2 separate regions of the Mus musculus genome follow, and region 2 is linked to region 1. The links are chromatin loops, found by intact Hi-C in ENCODE. Cell type or tissue: heart. All regions are shown on one strand.

Region 1 (2,500 bases):
TTATTAAAGAAGATGCTGGGTGTGGGGCTGCCAAGATACCTCAGTAGAGAAAGGCTGTTGCTGCCAAGCCTCAGATTAATCCTCATAACCCATATGTTGGAAAAAGCCAATACCTGCAAGCTGTTTGTTCTTGACCTTCACAAGGTATGCTGTGGTGGCATATATGCTTACACGCCGTTATGAAATATAATGTGGCAAGGGAGTATTTTTGGAGGGCCTGGCCAAGGTGTACCCCTGAGAAGTTACACCATAAAACAGACCTAGTGTAAAGGTTTATTGGGGGGAACGCAAGAGTACTGTGGGACTTGGTGAAGGGACAGAGGCAGACAAGTGGACAGATAGACAGGCAGACAGATGGGGGGCAGAATCATGAGGGCAGAGAGAGGGGACAGAGAAGGAGAGGGAACATTGGTGGTGGAGATCAGAGAGAGAGAGCTGGGGTGGCAGGTGGGTCCTTACATCTACTGGTACATCTGGCTGCCGTAGGTCATGATGTAAGCACTGGCTGGGTCCCTGAAAGCAGGCCAATGGAATTGCCTGTATAAAACACACACACACACACACACACACACACTCTAAAAGAAAAAAAAATAGCTGGGTAGTGCTGTTCATTTTTAACCTTACCTACCTACTCAAGAGGCACTGAGGCAGGAGGATGGCAAGTTCATAGGCCACCCTGGACAGCAGAATGAGTTTAGGGTAGAGAGACTGTCTCAAAATGAAAAACAAGGGTTGGGGAATGGCTCAGTGGGTAAGAGAGCTTTCTGGGCAAACAATAAAGACCTGAATTTAAGTTCCCAAAACTTAACAAAAAAAAGGCTGAGTAATTGGCCTGGAGAGATTATTCAGCGGTTAAACTTATCATTAAAAGCTGAGTATGTGGCCTGAAGAGATGTTAAAAGCACTGGCTGCTCTTCCAGAGGACCCTGTTTCAATCTCCAGACCCCATCACATCTGTGATCCACAGACCTGTGCATGCATGAACTCAGTTTTAAAGGTCCAAATCTAGAATATTGGTGCCTAGCATCCAAGTGCCAGCCAACTATCACTGCCTCCACACCCATCCCCCATCCCCAGGCCCCTGGAAAGTGGTAGTCATCCAAAGAGATCTACAAAGGGTTTTGTTTTCAGGTCATGCAAAAGGTGGGAAACTGAGCCCCGTGTAAGCAGGGCAAGTACTGTTAACTACAGCCCTAGCCACACCACACCTTTATCTTTCGATACAGGGTTTCTCGGTGTAGCCCTAGCTGTCCTGGAACTCACTCTGTAGACCAGGCTGCCCTCCAGTTCACAGATCCACCACCTGCCTCTGCCTCTGTTCTGGGATTAATGACTTGAGCACACACTGCTCCCCACCCCCGCCCCAGGCTCAGATTGGCATGCTGGAATTAAAATGGACTCCTAAAGGGGGAGGGGGTGGGGAGGCACGGGGAGGGAACATGTCTCCCCGGGGTCAAAGTAGAACTCAGCTCATCCCTGGGCAGGATATTGAGGTGATGGCCTGGCCTGAGTCACTACCTTTCCACCAGAGGGCGCCCAGGGCTGCGGAGCAGGGCGTGCGTGGGCGGGAGATTCTCCAGGCCAAAGTGTCTCGGGCGCACCGGGTGTGGGCTGGATCAGTGTCCTGTGCACTCTCACACTAATCCCTCCTCCTCCAGGACCCAGTGGTCTCGGGCTACAGGATCTGCTCTGGTGCATTCGATTCGTGTCAGTGCGCGTTGGAAGGTGCTTTGGAGACTAAGGGCAAACTGTACACAAACTGGCACTGGTCCTCGTCCACGCCCAGAACTGGGTTCCCAGGCCCCAAGGCGGAAAGCGGGAGGGAGGGGTGTCCCAAGGGTGGGGAGGGCCCTGAGTAACTTTTCTTCGGAAAATATGCAGGACTGGCCCCCAGCCCGAGACTGAGTCAGCGCAGAGTTGAGTCACAAACTGCACCGCCCCTGTGAGCCAGAATGGTTCCCCAGGCACCTCTTCCTTAGGGGTCCCCGCCCCAAGATAGCCTGACAGCGACACAAGCAGCAGCTTTGGCTTTATTGGCCCCGTAGGAGACACTCTTGGGTTTTCAGCCCCTTCTAGCTGTCCTCAACGCCCCCCCCCCCGCCCCATCTTATTTTTTTCTCCCACCAGGGTCAGGTACTAAGGATGCTAAGACATAAAGTGTGTGAGGCCCCTGTAGAGAGGAGGAGAGGCTATAGCACCGAGAATTCCCAATGCCCCAGGATATCCATGAAAACCTGGGCTTTGGTAAAGCATCTCCTATTCCCACCCCATGGTCTCGGTCTTTGATAGGGACTTTACTTAAATAGGACCTGAAGGTGGGCAGAGGGGCCAGATACTTTGGTTCCCAACCCCACACGCTGGGGAAACCATGGGCTCTGGGGAATGGAAACCATCCCCGAAGGAGCCAGGAAGTTGCGGTTTTTCTATCTGCTGCACAATCTTTGTGAAGTGGATGTGGTCAGAATTTAGGATTTGTGGGTAGGAAAGCGAAAGAGAGGTT
Region 2 (2,500 bases), 340 kb after region 1:
GGGCCAGAGGGATCTCCTGGAGTAAAGGTGCTTGCTGCAAGCCTGGAGACCTGAGTTCAATCCCCAGGACCCACAAAGGAGGAGAGAAATGATTCCCACCAGTTGTCCTCCGACCTCCATGTGATCCCGCACACATGCACAAAATAAATAAATCATAATGAAAGCCGGACAGTGGTGGCGCACGCCTTTAATCCCAGCACTTGGGAGACAAGAGGCAGGCGGATTTCTGAGTTTGAGGCCAGCCTGGTCTACAGAGTGAGTTCCAGGACAGCCAAGGCTCGAAAAACAAAACAAACAAACAAAAATCATAATGAAAAACGGTTCCAACTCTGTCTGCCCAACACGGACTTTAGTCCATGACTCCCCAGCCCCCAGCATCCTAAAAAGGCACTCATCCTACCAAGGCGGAAAAGATTCAGCAAGCAGGCCCAGGATCCACCGCAGGGGCCTTCCTGGACCAGACTTGACCTTCATAGTGATACTCAAGGCAGATGACAGAACTTCTACAGAGGCTTACAAGAGAAAACTGCCAGCAGCAACCGCATCCCTGACCTGCAAAAACGTCTGTGGTCCCACCCCTACCTAGGGTGAAACTTCAAGCCCCTCCTTTCCCTCCAGACTTCTGGCCCCGCCCACCAAAAATTCACACTCTGGCGCCACCTCCAATTTAACTGGCCCGCCCCCCAACAGACTGGGAAACATTCTGACCCCGCCTCTGAGTTCCCTACTTCCCTGCCTGTGTTTGGCCCCGCTCCCCAGCTCAGTAAAAACTTCCTAACTCTATCCCCGCCATTCGCCATTCTCCACCAGCACCCTAGCCCCACCCGCAAAATCCCTGACATCGTAGCTCCACCTCCACCCAGTCTCAGCCAGCCCCTGGACCCTCCCCTAGCTTCTGGGCAAGAATCAGGACCCAGCACCAGAACCAAAAAACTTTCCTGCCTAGCCCAGGAAGTCTCCGCCCCAAACACTAGTCCCATGCAATAAATAATGTAACCACGCCCTAGTGCAGCAATCAATACCTAAAACACTGAGGACAACATTCCGGCTACACCCCCAGCATCTTGACCAAACCCAGCACAACACCGCAACTCAGTCATCACCTCTTCACTCAAAGCCCAAACCCTGCCCCTTTCCCCACTCCCCTCCAAACTTTGGCCCCGCCCCAAACACATCCACCCCCCCTTAGCTCCACCCCTGGCCCTCATGACCACGCCCTGTGGCACTCCCTACAGCAAAGACTAACTTGTAAGGCCCCAAGCAATACTCTAGCCCCGCCCCCATCTTACTCCGCCCACCATTTTTGACCACTCCCCCAGGTTCACCCGCCTACCGACCAAACTCCACCCCTTACACGCCCCAACACTTTAGCCCCGCCCCCAGTTTCCACCGTGCTAACGCCCAGACTCCGCCTCTTATCCCCATCCTACACTCTTTGATCCCGCCCCCAGCGTCTCCGCCCAACGTCCCGAGCCGGGCCCCTAGTCCTCCAGGCAAAACTCTGGCCCCGCCCCCAGACCGACACAGCGTTGCAAGCCCCGCCCCACTCTGGCAGCCGCCAGGGCTTCGGGCCTGCCAGCACCCGCGCGTCTGGCTCTGCCCACGTGTTCACCGCCCAACCTCAGCACCCCTCAAGCGACACATGTGGGCGTCGGGTTCCCGCCCCCCGCAGAGTACCCTGACCCCGCCCCCGCCGGCGGCTCGCCTCCCAGTCCGCGCGCGTTCACGCTCCCCTCACGTGGGCGACCAGGCCCCGCCCTCTCCGGGCGCGCTCCCGGCCCCCTCCCCCGGTCACCTGTCCCGGAGACCCCGCGGTGTCTGCGACTCCGGCTTCGTCCGCCTTCGCGTCCACAGCTCCCGGGCCTCACTCGTCACTTCCGGCCCGCACCACGTGAAGAGAGGAAATAAGTAGGGCACTTCCGGTCTTGACATCCCATTTCCGGGTGCCTTAAAGGGTCCGCACCCGCTCAGGCTCTGCAGAAGGTAGCAGAAGCCTGTTTCTTCTTTCTGATTTCAGGGATTGGACTGGGGGCACGAGGTGGGACTTGAACCCACAGACATGTAGCCCTAAATCTCTGGGCTCCTTTTTTGGCTTACTGATTTCCGATTTTACTAAGTAGAAATCAGACATTTTACAGGGACCCCAGAAAACCTAAACTGGTTTCATTACCTCTTCTTGCAAATGAAACCTTAATTATAGAAACTGTAACCAATTCATAAAAATAGAAAAAAAAATTTAATCAACTATATAGGGGCTGGAGAGATTGCTCAGTAGTTAAGAACACTGTCTGCTCCTCCAGAGTTCAATCCCCAGCAACCACATGGTGACTCACAACGATCTGTAATGGAATCCAATTCCCTCTTCTGGTCTGTCTGAAGACAGTGACAGTGCACTCACATGAAGTCTTTAAAATATATATATATATATATATTTTTTTTTTTTTTAAATCAACATTATCCAGGCGTGGTGGCACAAGCCTTTGATCCCAGCACTTGGGAG

What was found. Peaks named below come from ENCODE experiments on the same cell type or tissue, not always from the same donor. Only the 100,000 strongest peaks of a DNase experiment are listed, where the experiment ranks them.
Region 2: a loop joins it to region 1, with 2.1 times the contacts of the local background. A loop is called at or near these places in 2 of 42 quality-filtered maps.

What each region holds. Positions count from the first base shown.
Region 1 is chr7:15,946,974-15,949,473 of GRCm38, forward strand. It overlaps Ehd2 (EH-domain containing 2), which reads right to left. Exons shown (of 6, transcript NM_153068.3): 6 at 2,014-2,500. Gm24576 (a long non-coding RNA gene) reads left to right here. Exons shown (of 2, transcript XR_391165.4): 2 at 1-817. Among named protein-coding and RNA genes, the nearest start is that of Nop53, 2.1 kb to the left of the region's middle. In heart, a CTCF peak has its summit at 1,523 (motif pointing right); DNase peaks (open chromatin) are centred at 1,088, 1,808 and 2,278; H3K4me3 peaks cover 1,185 bases; H3K27ac peaks cover 1,282 bases.
Region 2 is chr7:16,284,905-16,287,404 of GRCm38, forward strand. It overlaps Ccdc9 (coiled-coil domain containing 9), which reads right to left and starts at 1,876. Exons shown (of 14, transcript NM_001382411.1): 1 at 1,796-1,876. In heart, no CTCF peak of the experiment used is centred here; DNase peaks (open chromatin) are centred at 1,437 and 1,837; H3K4me3 peaks cover 2,239 bases; H3K27ac peaks cover 2,103 bases.